Regions from separate parts of the Homo sapiens genome. Here region 1 is linked to region 2. A link is a loop called in an ENCODE intact Hi-C map of the cell type or tissue named here. Cell type or tissue: heart left ventricle. All regions are shown on one strand.

Region 1 (8,000 bases), 420 kb before region 2:
CCAAGAATTCATCTAAACTTTTGTTTATTGATATTCATCAAGAGATCGGATTAGTATTTTTACTCTTTTTTTTTCCCTCATACATTCTGTTCTGTTAAGTAAGATTGGAATATTCCTCAGCTTCTTTGGCTAAATAAAGAAGTACTATAAATCATGCACATAAGTTTCAATGGCGTTAGTGGAAACTCAATCCTTAGAGAGGCTACAATGTATGACATCTTAGATTGAGAGTCTCTATTGTTAACCATTTTGCTATTACTTTTGACCTAAATATATATTCATAATATATCTATGAAATACAAATACAACATCTTTAAAAACAATCCTTAAGCTAATTAGTCCCCAGGCTTAATTCTGAAATGTTTTTTGACTACTTTCTCATGCCTTAATTTGCTATTGTAATAAATTTATATCAGCCCTACAGATAAATTTTACCTTACTGCTCATAGTGTTTAAAAACCTTTTGATAGTGATTGGGCTGAAAAAGTAATTGCATCTTTTAAAATAAATGTTGAATTAGGTTTTAATGATGTAGCTAACAAGTTTTTATATCATTTCTGGTATTTTGTTTTAAGATACAATCATTGGTGCATTTACAGAGTGAATACCCTCTAAGGCAATAATATTTATTGCAGGCAAATTCTGAACTTGGGGGAATTTGGTCAGTAGGACAAAGAATCTGGCAGAGAGATTTCCCTGGGATCTATACAACCATCAACGCTCACCAGTGGTCTGAGACGGTCCAGCCAATTATGGAAGCACTTAGAGGTAGTGTTTCTTTGTGGTTAAAAATGAAATTAGATGAGACTTAGTCCCTAAGTGCTGCAGTGTTGAAGTAATAAATCAGTGGTGTGTGTTTAAGTAGATATTTTTGATAGGTGAAAAGAGCAGTTTTCAGAATTTTTTAGATTTGCCCTAATCATGCTTCTTCATTTTTTGTTGCTTGAGATTACATTGGCTGCTGTGCTTTTGTTGTTTCTTAATTCTAGACAGAAATTGCTCGTCAGTTTTAAGAGTTTTTTTTGCTATTAAAACGAGATCTTGTAATATTCTAATAAGTTTAAGGTATGGGTTTGTAGAGATGTGAAAATAGAGACTGCTCTTTGAATTTTGTCAGCCTCAGCCTTTGATAGGTGTTGTCTTAAGCTTCTGGATTTTATAATTTATCAGTTTAATACATAGATGCTCAAATGTGTTTTTAATTGCTTTGAAAGATTACAAGCCTGGTGTGACAGAGCACTGATCCCACAATAAAATCTCATTCCCTGCCTCTCTACAGTCTCTCACCCCTAGCATTTGCTTCCAGTCCTCCTGGTTCACTCTTTATAAAATTATATAATCTTGTTTTATGTTGTCATGTACTGTTATTTCTTATTGTTACCCTTACTTCCATAGTTAATATCCACCTTCACTGTATGCCTTCCTGCTGTGGAGGAAGTCAGTGAGCAGGAATTTTTTTAATAACTGTTCATCACTCTGCTAAGGGATATCAGCTTTACAGGGCAGCAGACAGCAGAGATTGTTTCTGAAATGCACATAATTCCCTTGGAATGGTAAAATTCTTAGCAGCATAAAACATAACAATGTAAGTGACAGAACAGGAGGCAGCTACTTTAAATGTGAATGAAATGAGCAGAGTCCTAAGGCAGGCAGATAGATGGGAAGGGAGGAGTGTGGAAGAAGATTGCACAGGTACAGCAGGGGCAGTTTCAGAAAGTAGCACCAGAAACCTCTTCATATAAGCCCTGAGGAATTAGCGTTATAGTGGACTTCCATAGTATCCTCGTGATTCAGCCTTGTGATTGTGGTGGGGCGGTCACAGGCCATGTGCCTTTTCCCAGTGTTTTACAGCGGGTTGATTGGCAGGACTGGGCTTGGGAACTCCTTACTCGTTCAGCAAGCATTCTCTTGTGCACCGTCGGGTCCGTAGTTTTATTCCTTCCCGGAGCCGCCTCTCACTGAATTCCATGAGATTGAGAATTCCTGGCAAGCAGTTCAGTAGACCCAGGAAAGGCTATATAGCGTACCATGCGGGAGTTTAAGCTCTGGGTCCTTGCTTCCGGAGTTCAAATTCTGATTCTGTCACTTACTAGGGTGACTCCTCAGTGTCTTATTTTCCTCATTTGTGAAATGTGATTAGAAATAGTACTTTTTCAGGTTGTAAATGAGTTAATATATAAACATGTACCTTATTCTAAAGCACTACAGTATTCCTGAACATATCCTGAGACTTTTACAAATCTCCAGATTCATGAATGGTACTGTGGTTTCCTTTGTAAAATGCAGCCAGGTCAGGATAGTCTCTTAACAGATTGGTCTTACTGATGAATTTAACATTTTGCTTCTTAACTTATTAGAAACTTATTTTCTAGTTGAGAACAATCACTTTCTTAGATCTCTTTCCATTCTCTTCTAAATTAGGCACAGTCCTATTAGAAAACTGAAAATGACTTAAGAGAAGCTAGTGAAAACTATTTTTGCAGGAAACAAGGGCTGAGGAAGTACTTAGAAACTAGGTAGACAGTAGCCATTCTCATCTGAGGCTTGAAAGGGCAAGGCGAGGGGCCAGTGTTACTGGGGCTGCCCCACAGGATGGATACAGAAGGTCAGCTGGAGCAAGGCAGGGAAAGGGCATAGGAAGTGAATTCCCTGACCTTCCTTCCCAGCCTCTGACCTGATAGAGCCCCAATTCGCCAAAGCAAGAGAGCTCAGGTGCAACAGGCATTGGCGGCCAACCTCCCTGGCACACAGCATGGCTGGGAAAGACAGAAGAGGATTCGAAAGGATGGGAGTGACTAGTTCATCTTCCCTTCTGTCTCCAGCACTGGCAGTGATGGATGAGCAGCACTTGAGTATTTGTTGAACAACTGAGTTTGCATTCTGTTAGCATTTGTTTTCACCAAAAATGTGTTCCATCAACTACTGCCACAGATATTAGGTGCTGGCTCAATTTATTCCACCTTCCAGCGTGTCATTCTAGGGCCTGAGGTTACAGATTTCACAACTTGAGGATCACAGAGTGACTAGTCGGAATGTAGATGTGATTCGTGCCAAGTGGATATTGCAGCTTCTGAGACAGAGAACACTTAGCCTTTATTTTTGCTTTGTCAACTCACTTCTCCCATCACATGTTTTTCTTTCCTTTTCCAGTGATATCTTTTTACTTTTCTCTCCCTTTTATCTCCTCCATTCTTACTGTATTCCTGTTTTATTCCCCACTCTGAAAATATGGCCAGAATATTTGAACTGAAGTAAATGTTTTTGAAATACAGTTGACTTACCAAATGAATATAGTTTTATGGTGTATACTTTTACTTCTCTAAAAAAAAAAAGTATACTTTCCATTGTTGGCTCTTTTCCATTGTTGGCTCAGTTCTTTTCCATTGAATGTATGCAGCCTTAATAGAAAACGTTTCTTGGTATTGCAAAGTCTGTTAGGTTACAGGCTGGTTGAAGGAAGGAAGGAACCTACAATAATAAGTGTAAAGCCACAGAAGGAAGAGCAGACAGTGGCTGAGTGAAAGCTGGAGAGGATGTCGGGCTCAGATGAGGGGAAGGGATGGGAGTGTCGGCAGTTTTTAAGGAATCTGAGAAAACAAAGCCTAAGTGTTGGAGTCGTGCCCCATTTTGGTCCTCGTGATGCCATCAACAAGCATGTATTTGGCATATATTTCACTGGAGATGCTAGGTGTTTGGGGGACTTTGAGGATAAGAGATACCCCTTCCTGTCGAGAAGTTTGGAATATAATTGAAAAGAAGGGGATAGGTGGAACAGTGTCTGCCGTAGTGGAAAGTTGCTTGTTAAAGTAGAAGTGTAAACAATACTGCTGAGTTTAGAGAAGGGCAGAGATCGTAATGAATTATAAACAGACTTAGGAATGGTAGAGAGCAGACAGGAGGGCATTTCAGGCCACGGGATAGCATAAACCAAAAGCCCCAGGGGGAGAAGGTGTAAGACTTGTCTGAGAGCCAGTGGACTCGTTTGGCACAAAGGGTATCTGGGGGAATTGGTGTAGTTTGACAATGTCCCAGGAATGGAGAGAAGATTTTAAATATGTTAGGGTGTTTGTTTTACATATGTACACTGGCCTATTAAATATGGAAAGTAAAATCCAGAATATTTCCTAAGCATGTTGACCACCAGGTGGAGGAGCTCTTGCATTACCAATGAGCAATGCCCAGGGAGAAAGGCCAGCTGGTTTCACAGTGCTCAACTCTACCGTACTCCTGAGTTTATTTAATTGGGTATGGAAGCCTGGGGACAATCCTAAATGCCACTTTCAGGAAAGTTTTCGTTGCTGGTATTGTTTGGCAGTCCCTTCTTAGAGTCATTCTTTCAAGGTGGGAATTTAGGATTTTGAACCTTAATTCAGTCAAGAGTTTGATGCAGACTTGGAAGAATGCTCCAGTTACAAGATTTGTTCTGTAACTCCCAGGTGTGGTCCTGTATTAGAGACGTTTTTGAAAAGGACAGCTGATTACGCAAATCAGTTTTCTGCTCCTTTGATTCCAGCATTTGTAAATGAAATAAGATAAGTAAAATTTATATCCCCATTGCATAAACATACTGCATTTTCTTAGGGTTAGAGCCTTGTGTTTAGTAACCTTTTTCCATCTTTGTAATTTTCATTATCTGAGATTTTTCATCCAAGAGGAAGTGTAAGAAATGTATTTTTTTCCAGCAATATTTGAACCCCCCGTACATACTGGGCATATGTATTTGTATCTATAAGCACAGAAATCTTTGGGTTCATCTGGCCTTGCTTATGAAAACTAGACAAGGACAGTGGTGTGATTTAACAATGTGCTTTGAAAATGCTGCTCCCTGGTTCACTCTCTGCCAACCCACCACTCCCACAATAGATGCAACAAGGAGACGCGCCTTTGCCCTGGTCTCTCAAGCGTATACTTCAATCATCGCCGATGATTTTGCAGCCTTTGTTGGACTTCCTGTAGAAGAGGCTGTGAAAGGTAATTTTGGCTTACTTTTTACTTATAAGGAAAATGGAAAATAGAAGTGTGAATTGTAGGTTCACAGTCTCCTCTGAAACACTTGGAACAGAATATGCTTTTGGAGTCCAGGCTGTGTTTTTTGAGAGGTGATATGAAACAGGTGTTGTGGAACACCCAGCAGGCACCCTGCAGTCAAGCATATTAATAGTTCTATAGCAAGCAAATGTGTGAGTATCCACACAGTTGGTTACAAAAATATGTCTTAATTGGTCTCTTTACTCATATTTGGAAATCCTTATTTCACCCTTATTTGATAAAGGCAGCATCATCCCCACGTCCCTTTTCATTTTCCCTGCCATTTCTGACCCATACCCTAGGCGCTTGCTTGCTCCCCACTCATACCTGCTGGTCTCTCCAAATGTAACTTTGCATTTTCATTTCTCAGCTGATGCCCAGACTAATCCTTCCTGTTGCTCGTTGTTATAGAATACTGTATACACCTGGCCAGGTGCAGTGGCTCACACCTGTAATCCCAGCACTTTGGGAGGCCGAGGCGGGTGGATCATGATGAGGTCAGGAGTTCGAGACCAGCCTGGCCAACATGGTGAAAGCCCGTCTCTACTAAAAATACAAAAAATTAGCCAGGTGTGGTGGCAGGCACCTGTAATCCCAACTACTCAGGAGGCTGAGGCAGGAGAATCGCATGAATCCAGGAGGTGGAGGTTGCAGTGAGCTGAGACTGTGCCACTGCACTCTAGCCTGGGCAACACAGTGAGATTCCATATCAAAAATATATATATATATCGTATACACCTTGTTGCATTGTTTTGCCATGATTGACATTTTTGATTCTCCAGCTAAAATATGAGCACCATCACGCACTACATCCTAAATTTCCAGGGCCTAGCATAGTTGTAGATACATGAAGATAGGTTAATGAAAGTTCTAAGTTATTACTTTTATTTACTCATACAAACATTTATTTCTTTTGGCTCTTAAAATTGGTCCATCATTTATTTTCTATATATAACATACTTCAGAGCTCGTATTCTCAGCTGACCACCTGGATGTGAATGCTGGTACCACCCGTCCCTGATGCTAGTGGCTATGTGACTTAGGACAAATCACTTGAATTTCCCTCAACTTTATTTTCCATACCTGTCAAACGATGGCCCTATATCCCACTTCATAGAGTTGTGGTGATTACATAAAATCATCCCTATAAAAGCACGTAGTCTGGTACCTACAGGTAAACCTTCCATATATGGAAGCTGTTTTTATTATTGCCATCTTTGTTATTACTGATATGATGGTCACAAAAGGCGCCATATCAGTTTTCCTTCTGTTTGTTTTAAATAATACTGATTAGGTTAATACTATAATATATTCTTGACAGAAAACTAACCATCTTTTAATGATTATAGCAACCTAATAGAGTAAAATGAGGCTTTGATACCTGTTTCAGAAATATTTCAATAATAAGTTTCCATGCTCTTTGTAATATACCTTTCTAGTAAAAATGCATATGACGGGTTATACTAAACACATCAGGTCTTCTGTACAACTAATGTCATGGACAAGTTGTGGATTTTGTGGGGTGTTTTATTCTTTCCGGATCTTTATGTGTAATATACTTTTTTAGGCATATTAGAACAAGGATGGCAAGCTGATTCCACCACAAGAATGGTTCTGCCCAGAAAGCCAGGTAGGTGGAGCTTTCACCCATTTACGCAGCACTGGACTCTTCTAAGACTGCTTCAGGTTTTCAGTCTTTGGTTTTTGATAATTGGATGTAAAATTCGGCTATACTAACACAATGGAAATAACTCATTTTAAATAAAGCGTAGTAGACGGGGTAGAAAGGATCACCTAGTTTAAACTCTTAAAAATGTATTTCCTGTATATAAATGATTTTACGTAGGTTTTTCATGGTCCTTACACCTTAGTTTTTACTAAATATTAATCTCCATCCTTTTATGGAGCCATTTGTAACTGAGCTTATCCTTCATATCCAAGCTGTTGTCTGTATTAAAAAAAAATGTTTAAATATTCAACTGCCCCCCTTTTCTGTTTGCACTCAAGTCATACAGGCACTTTTCCTGTGGCTTCCACTTTCACAGAGTTAACTTCTCTAGCCCTCCTTTTAAGGCCTTAATTTCTATGACCTGCCCTCATTGTCTTTATCTGAATTCCCAGCCCCTCAGTCTTCCTGTTGGAAGTGAGCCACACTCATTCCCGCCTGATAGTTTCTCTTCCTCCTGCTGACCAGGAGTGTCTTTTCTGCCAGGTCTTTAGAGCCAAGCTTAATGCCCACTTCCATAAACCCGCCTTCATCCACGTCAGCCCAAATTTCCTTCCACCTACTCGGAATGCCTATGTTTAGACATTGCTGAACATACAGTAAAGGATTCTCAATGTGCTCAGCCCTTTGAGTTACAAAGAGTGAGAAGACATGATCCCAGTCAAGTGAGATAGTGGGGGAAGAGTAATATAATAAAGAATTATAATGGAGCACAGTTGTTATCCCTGTTTGAGAAATAAATGGCCGTTAAATGCATGTTGTGCTGAAAATAGCATGTTCTATGAAAGATCTTTACAATGACTTCTGTAAATTGAGCTGTACATTTTTTTTTTGAATTTAGTTGCAGGGGCCCTGGATGTTTCCTTTAACAAGTTTATTCCCTTATCAGGTATGTATTTTCATATGCACATTTTTTAATGTCTCATTGTTCCTAATTTCTTTTTTGTAGTATATATGTATATGTGTGTGTGAGTGTGTGTATCTATTTCTTACCTTGTAAACAGAGGTTAAATTTCATAAATGCGTAGTAATACATCTGGTTACAAGAGTGAAACTGGGCTCCCCCAGAGCTTGCCTTGAGGCGGTGCCCTCCTCTGGGCCAGCTGCAGAGCCTTCTTATTCTCATGTCAGGGAGGCCTGCCAGAGCTGTTCACCAGTACTGTTATTCAGAAGGCGTCCCCAGGCTGACGTGTAGTAATTTAAATGTTGGAATGTAAATTCCTTGAGGTTCTTTGTGGGTTTTCTT
Region 2 (8,000 bases):
ATCTAATGACTGTCAGAGCAGTTGGGCCCACTGCCCTGACTCGTGCTAAAGCCTCAGCAGTTTATCCACCATTGTTTTTACACCTTCAGTGCAGGCATCAAAGAGCAAAGAAAAGGCAAATGATGTCTCAGCATTATTACAAAAATAGCTTTGGCCTTGTGACTCACCCCCCTAAAGGATCTTAGGAACCTCCAGAAGAGAGGTCCCTGGACCACACTTTGAAGACCACTCTTCGAAATCATTGGATCTAATATTCCACGGTAGAAATTGTGCCCATTTCCCCCTCCATTGTGAGCTGTGATTTCTCGCCATCTCTGTCTTAACCAGTTCTTCTCCACCTCCACCAGCATAGCCGGTGGTGCTCCCATCTCAGCCTGGTTTCCTCCTGTGTCTCCTCTGTCCCTCTCATTGAGACTGCACGTACTTGCTTATGCCCCATTCAGCACACCAAGCTGACTTGTTTCGAGTCTGTTTCTGATGGTAAGTCACATTCAGGAGGGTCTTTTATTCCTGAAGCTAACTTTAAATTGGAGCCACGTGCCGGGCTCTTGCCTGTTGAGGAGTGACTTCTGGTCAACCCAATTAGCAGAGTGCATGGAGTGCTCTGGCCCCATTCACTCCTCAGGATCGGAAGCTCCGGGTCTTGTTGATACGTCCTGGAGTGGCTGGCAGATGTCATTTGGTCTCCCCAAATGGAGTCTTCTCTGCCCTCCCTTCCTGGTCTCTGGCTATGAAGAAGGGAAGTTATGTTTTAAAGAATCTAAAGCACAGTACAGTTCTCCTTTCCCCTAATTTCAGCCTCTGAAATATATCAGCCTCCAGCTGCTGCCCCAGGACACTTCTGGGCTCTTATTTAAGAGGACTCCTCCAGCCTGGAATGCAGGGCAGTACACATGTCCTTGTCTTTCTTCCTGCTGTGCTGGCCCTCAGGGTACCGTTCTGCCTGGATACAGAAGAAGAGGTTCTCCCTGGGACAGAGGCTAACAAGCCCTGTCCAGCGAAGGGGTGGCCTCCAGGTTTTCTGGTTGGTGCAGAGCTGGCAAGGGTGGAAATGGAGGGAGTGAGGCCCTTCCCATCTGGCTCCAGGGACTTGTGCTCCTCTGTTTGGGACAAAGACTTTACCTTGTCAATGCAGCTTTATCTAAACTGTAGTCTGTGGATGGCGGTATCCCCCTAGATTCCTACAACTGCTTGACCCTTTTTCTCTTGGTTTTTGAAGCTATGACAAGAGCCTGATTTCGTGTCCATCTCAGTGAACATTTTTGTAAATAGTGGAGAGAGGAAAATCGTGAAGTTCAGCCAATTGCACTTGAAACCGGAGGTGGCCTCCCCCTGCCTGGTGGGACTCCTCCACTCTCTTCACCTTTGCTGCACTCTGGGTGTCCGCCTCCAAATCAGTGTGCTTCAGAGTTCTCAGAAGACAATGGCACCTAGTGTCCTTCTTGTTTTTGTCACTAAGAATGGATTAATTTTATCTCATCTGAAACTGAAAATATTACGTTTGGCAGACATTCTCTGAAATCTAGAACAAAAGAAATGTGTTCATTATCATCTAAGGATACACTTTCCAATCAGTTCAACTTGGCAGGTTCACCAGGAAGCTGTGTTATTTAAACTCGGATGGTCTAGGAGAACTGTAGACTTCCGGGTGCTAGATGATTCCTGCTCTGGAAACTCACCGAGCCATTTCAGCTGCGCTCTAGAGGAGCAAACCTGGGGCGTTAGCTCAACTCTTGCCCCCCTGCTGAAGGAGACCAAAACAATGCTTGATCAGGAAACACCATCTGGCTTTGCCCCCAGGATTCTGTGACTGCCCTGGGGAGGGCGCAGTGACCTGCCAACCAAAATTGGTACAATTGTAAACAGCCACAGAAATGCTTAAATGCAATATCATTTCTATGAAATTAACGTGTTTCCATTCCATTCCAGCCACCAAAATTGCCCGTTTGAGCTCAGCCCTCAAAACAAAGATGCCTGTGTGGCTTTGCCCAACGTTGGGTCACTGTTTTCTGCATAGGAGACAGTTACTGTGTGTGTGTATGTGTCTGTGTCTGTGTGTGTGTGTATGTACGTGTACACACTTAAAGCCTGTTGCAAAAACAAGATGCCCAATATATTTCTTGTTTCTGATATTTTCCCAAGGGCGTTGAAGGGCAAGATTAAGAAGGAAAGCTCCAAGAGGGAGCTGCTTTCCGACACTGCCCATCTGAACGAGACCCACTGCGCCCGCTGCCTGCAGCCCTACCAGCTGCTTGTGAATAGCAAAAGGCAGTGCCTGGAATGTGGCCTCTTCACCTGCAAAAGCTGTGGCCGCGTCCACCCGGAGGAGCAGGGCTGGATCTGTGACCCCTGCCATCTGGCCAGGTGAGCCCAGGCCTTGAGGTAAAATGACCTTGATAGTTTCTGGATCTGGCGTGTCCCTTCCATGGGGCTAGCTGAAGAAGGGTGGACGCACACATGCACACACTCGTGTGTGTGTGTGTGTGTGTGTGTGAGATTTATGCAGGCCTGTGTACAGCACTCAGGCAGTGCCATGAGCCTGTGCTTGTCCCTGCAGAGTCGTGAAGATCGGCTCACTGGAGTGGTACTATGAGCATGTGAAAGCCCGCTTCAAGAGGTTCGGAAGTGCCAAGGTCATCCGGTCCCTCCACGGGCGGCTGCAGGGTGGAGGTAAGGAGTGGAGAGTAAGAACGGCTTTTTGTTCCCAGGCATTTTAGGAATATTAAAGCAGGTTCCTTTGGAGTGTGCATGTGTGTGTGTACGTGTGTGTGTGCATGTGTGTGTGCACATGTGTGTGCATGCACATGCCTCTCTGTGAATTCCTGCTTCTGGCTGCTTTTTTTTTTTTTTTTTAATTTTTGTAGAGACAGGCATCTCACCATGTTTCCCAGACTGGCCTCGAACTCCTGGGCTCAAGCAATCCACCCACCTCAGCCTCCCGAAGTGCTGGGGTTATAAGTGTGAGCCACTGTGCCCTGTGAAATTGGCTCCTTTTTATGTGAGGTGCAAACCTCTGCATCCCACTGGCCTGGTCTGAGCACCTCAGAAGTCCTGGGTGCTGCTGAAGTTGCCAATATTTGAAATTATATTGTTTTCAAATCTTCAAAGTAAGTTGAGAACTCAAAGCCAAGTTTCTGAAACCCAGCTGCTGATTGAATCACCAGGGTGCTTGTTAATACTACATGTTTTCCAAGCCCTTCTTCCCTGGGACATCTGGTTTGGGGCCTAGGCTCTCTCTTTTCAACAAACATTTCACATGAATCTGGTGATTATCAAGATTTAGAGAAATCTGTTGTAATTCAGTTGTTTTCATCTTTTGAATCCAAGTATTTATTTCATGATGAATTTGAAATCCAGGCAGTAGGCTTAAACTAAACAATGTGTTCGCCTGTAAGATCCCCCATAAGGCATTTGGAAGAGATCTTTTCAGGGAGAGGGTGGGAGGATGCCGGGGGGTCTTTTGCATTTGAGTTTGAAGGGAGCTAACCCATCAGTGTTTTTGAGAAAGCTCACCTTGTCCCTGTTACCTGGAGTCCAAGGCTTCTGCCACTAAGCCCGGCCAAGCATTCGGGTGGGACAGCCGCCACCAAGCCAGGTGTCTGGGGTCTCAGTGTCCTGGATGACTCCATCTGCAAGACCAAGGCGAGTTTCTCCAGGGCCACGAGGCAGCGCCTGGCTCCGGCAGCTGGGCACGTCCAGGGCAGAGGCTGTGCTTCTGGATTGGGGCGTCCTCACCATGCCCCAGCCCAGGCGTCTCCCCCAGGCCTTCCTTCTGGAGAGACACCTTATTCGTGCCTGTCTCTTAAAGCCTCAAGTTTGATTGAAGAAGCAGAAGTTGGCATAGACACCTTTGAGCATTCAAGCTCTCGCCGGGCCTGCTGCAGGCATTTCAAGGCATCTTAGCCCATCGTTTAATTTAGGACAGAGGCCACGGAGAGGCACCGCTGGAGCAGTACACCGCACACCACAGGGTGGCTGCACTTTTTGGGTGGTGGGGTGGGGATGGGGGCAGGTATGATCAATCATCCAAACCAGGGCATTTTTAAGAGTAAAAGGAGGCTCTACTGATAACATGCTGCAACAACAGATGTGACTAGGAACGGCCGGTGACATGGGGAGGGCCTATCACCCTATTCTTGGGGGCTGCTTCTTCACAGTGATCATGAAGCCTAGCAGCAAATCCCACCTCCCCACACGCACACGGCCAGCCTGGAGCCCACAGAAGGGTCCTCCTGCAGCCAGTGGAGCTTGGTCCAGCCTCCAGTCCACCCCTAACAGGCTTAAGGATAGAAACGACACATAACACCGGGAAAAGCCATGCTGTCAAGCATCTCAGAATCTCAACCCCAGAGGCAGTCTTTAGGGACTGGGGTGGGCTCAGGAAGCTGTATTATTTCAAAGGACGCAGTGTTTCCACAGCTCAGCCCAGAGCTGCTGGAGTTCACACGGCCCACCAGAACCTGCTGACTTCAAAATCATCACCACCAAGGGGCCAGGAGGTGGCGCTGTGGGGCAACAGAAAACAGAAAACAGCTGCTCCTTGAACTTGGATTCCCAGCAGCTCCCCCAAGCGCCCACAGGGGCTGCATTCCTCCCTGCTGGACACCTGTAACTACAACATTAAAACAGGGCGCAAGCAAGGAACACAAACACTGGGAAAGCTGTGCCTTTAAAAAAAAAAAAAAAAAGGAGGGTAAAAAAGCTTAAGGTTAATGTTTTGAAACCTGACCCAGCCAGGGCCTAATGCAGACCTTGTCCAGCTAGTAAGTGGGCCTCTGGGGGTCTTCATTGAGTGAACCTTCAGAGTGCTGGTGTTTCACCAAGGCCTTCCATAGAGGACGCGGCAGGCTCTGCAGGAAGCAGCTTCGATGGCCGATGGCCAAGAAAGGAAGGGAAAACCCCTGGACTGGTCGCTGGGCACCCAGTCCCCCTACCCCCGTGCCTTCCCTTCCAGTGCCTTTCCCTCTTTCCCTCGGTGGTAGCTTTGCCTGACAGTGCAGACCTCGCCTGACGTCAACACTAGGTTCTTTATGCTCATGTGGTTTTATTTTTGTTTTCTCCTATCAAGAGTGGTCAGAAAATCTCTGTTCCATGTCAGGAACAAGGAAAATCTTTTGGAATTTTTTTGGTTTTTTTCTTTTTTTTAGCATGACTTGATCAGATAGGTAGGATAATGTTGCCCCCTTGGCCCAAGTGCAGAGTGACAAAAGGGACCAACACTAAAAGGATCCCTGAGATCCTGGGATACTTCCTCTTCATGTTCATTGTGGGGGCCGGGGACATCACCCTGACAGGTGGGTCCCCAGGCCCCAGAAAGCTCATTTCCGCATCCCTGGGTGCAGGGGGAGTTCACGGGGTCTCTGCCTGTTGGTTTGGGATGCGTCTCCTCAAGGCACTCACTGTCCAGAGAGAACAAAAATAAAACCAGGTCTGCTCTCTGGCTCTGTCATCTGGGCACGTTCGGAGCCAAAAGCCTTGACCTTCTGAAAGTTCACTGAAAAATCATCTCGTAAAAGGCAGATTCATTGGACAAAAGATTTAGAAATGTGTTTACCGTGTATACATGGGAGCCTTCAGAATACAGACCCACAGATGCAGGGAAATTGTCCATTTTTATGCTTAGGTTCAAGAAAGGGTGGACTGCGTGTGGAAAGAAGATTATATAACAAGGCCGGACCTGCTGCTAATAGGCTGAGTGGGGAACCTAGCAAGGTCTGTCTGCCTGGATTCTTCTTGGCCTTTCCTCCTCCGAGAATGGGGCGGGATGCTCTCTGGAGTGAGGGTCTTATGACCTAAAGTCAAACAAGGAAGGTCAGATAATTTCTTTTTTTATTTTTAATGTTTTTTTTTAGAGATGGGTTCTCACTATGTTGCCCAGGCTGGTTTTGAACTCCTGGGCTCAAGCAGTCCTCCCACTTGGGCCTCTCAAAGTGCTGGGATTACAAGCATAAACCGTGCATGCCCAGCCAGATAATTTCTTTATGGCTAGTTTTTACACAGAAAAGTAGAGGGAAAGAGTGATATTTGTATGTTTTATGGCTGGCTTTGGGAGAAAGGGATACTGGTTTCTATGTCCTGCCTTGGGGAAGAGGGATTCTAGTTTCTGTGGCTGGCCTTGGGGAAGAATGGGCCTGAGAGACAAGAGGGCAGGAGAAGGTCAGAGAGAAACTTTGCTTCTGAGGCTGCTGCTGAGGCCCTCATTTGGGGCATTGTTTTCTGAGCCCCAGCAGCATTGCCAGCCAGGCAGGCATCCGCTGAGTGTGTAAAAATAGACCTGTCAGAGCTCAGACACGGGCACCTGCAGGCCCCTTTAAAACCCTTGACAGCTTTTATCTTTAAGAGAAAGATTTAAGTAAAAAATGTACCATGCTGCCTCCCCCATCTTTCCTTCCACTGGGGAAACTGAGGCCCTCTGAGCCCAGGCAGGCAGCCGGTCCCCTTGACTCACCCCAGCATCTTCCCAGACATTCCTAAACAGGCAGCAAAGCAGTGAATGGCAGTGGCAGCTTCAGGCAGGACAGGCAGTAACAGCGTGTGCTTGTCACCTGATCTCAGCTGTTTGTTATAAAGTCCGTCGTTCAGATTTCCAGTTTTGCCAACTGGTTGACTATTTCTATCTCTGTATTATAAATGGAAAACTGTACAATGAGACTTAATTTTCCAACCCATGTAAAAGATCACTGCTGGCTCAGGACAGAGCCTGAGAACCCAGAGCTTCCCAAGGCCCAGTCGATGGTAGAATTGTAAGCTGGTGTGGACATCACGGAGGAGGGTGTACGGCACTCGGGGGCGGATGAAAGGAGGTGCACAGTGAGGTCTCCATCTCGCAGGAGGCTTTGGAAGATGCGTCGGTGATTGATTGAGTACATCCGCCGAATGCTCGCCAGGTGCCGGGTCCTGGGCTGTCCTGAGGGTAGTGCTGTGGAAGAGCCAGGCCCTGCTGTCCCCACTTGGGGACAGTCAGCACAGCCAGTCCAGTGAATAGGGACACTTGTGCCTCTGGGAGTGAAAACCACAAGGGAGGAGTTTCCTGCAGAGGGGCCCCAGGCCCGAGAGATGAGGATAGGATCCCCACGGGGATCACAGGTGGGCCAGTCAGGGAAATGTCTAAAACAGAAACCACGCGGTCGTTTCACATAAGGAACTGGTTGAAATGCTGTTAACTGAGAATGGGAAAAGGAGATACTGAGGTATCAGAGGTCATAACTGCAGGAGTGCCTGCATCCCCCACAACTACCAGGGGTGCAAGCAAAGGGCAGAGGCTGGGATTAATAGAAACAGGCAGCTCCAAGGAGGCCACCCAGGGGTGGGACCCAGCCCTCCAAGGCAGGGGTGCTGCCCACTGGTGCCCATGTCTCAGGGGCCGTGATGAAGCTGGACCAGCTGTCAGGGTCAAGGGCTTGGTGCTGGAAGCCACAGGAAGGGGAACATTCCTTCTCCTTCCTTTTCCCACTCTCACTCACTGCGAGCCGAGCCCTCACAGAGGAGCAGGCAAGGCAGAGGTGTGGTGTGCAGGGCCAGCTCCCACATCACAGAGCAGAGAGTGAAGGTGGCTCTGAGGCCACCCTGGGCCCTGCACCCGCAGTCCTGCTTCCCTTTGCAGTTGACAATGCACACTCCAATGCACCAATGCCTGCTTGTTCACACCTGTGACCCGTGAGGCACAGAGAGCAAGGGGCAGGTCCCAGGGCAAGGGTGTCCAGGGGCAGCAAGGCCTGGCTGGGCCCAGAGGATCTGACCTCCACAGTGCCAGCTGTGCCCTCAGCCCCTGGAGTAGAAAGGTGGATGGTCCACGGGGCCTGCTGGCTCTAAACCCTGGGGTCCCTTTCCTAAATCACTTGCCACAGCCACAGCACCGGCCAAGCCAAGGTCAGTAGGAGAAAGGAGGGAGAGACGGTGGGGCTGTGCTAGGGAGGCCAGGCCCAGGAGGTCAGTGTGAGGAAGGAGCCCTGGGGGGCAGAGAAAGGAGAGGGGGCATGAGGGCTGGGCCTCACCTCCCT

Evidence for each region. Hi-C counts contacts between places; a loop is a spot of excess contacts. Peaks named below come from ENCODE experiments on the same cell type or tissue, not always from the same donor. Only the 100,000 strongest peaks of a DNase experiment are listed, where the experiment ranks them.
Region 1: a loop joins it to region 2, with 6 times the contacts of the local background. A loop is called at or near these places in 3 of 110 quality-filtered maps.

The regions. Positions count from the first base shown.
Region 1 is chr2:237,089,227-237,097,226 of GRCh38, forward strand. It overlaps COPS8 (COP9 signalosome subunit 8), which reads left to right. Exons shown (of 8, transcript NM_006710.5): 4 at 636-768; 5 at 4,864-4,971; 6 at 6,596-6,658; 7 at 7,596-7,643. Among named protein-coding and RNA genes, the nearest start is that of COPS8, 7.3 kb to the left of the region's middle. In heart left ventricle, a CTCF peak has its summit at 4,147 (motif pointing right); no DNase peak of the experiment used is centred here.
Region 2 is chr2:237,508,432-237,516,431 of GRCh38, forward strand. MLPH (melanophilin) reads left to right here. Exons shown (of 16, transcript NM_024101.7): 3 at 2,143-2,364; 4 at 2,558-2,670. MIR6811 (microRNA 6811) reads left to right here and starts at 2,500; the gene lies at 2,500-2,557. RefSeq lists enhancers at 1,970-2,470, 2,471-2,971, 4,352-4,852, 4,853-5,353. In heart left ventricle, CTCF peaks have their summits at 4,525 (motif pointing right) and 4,743; a DNase peak (open chromatin) is centred at 4,530; H3K27ac peaks cover 3,847 bases.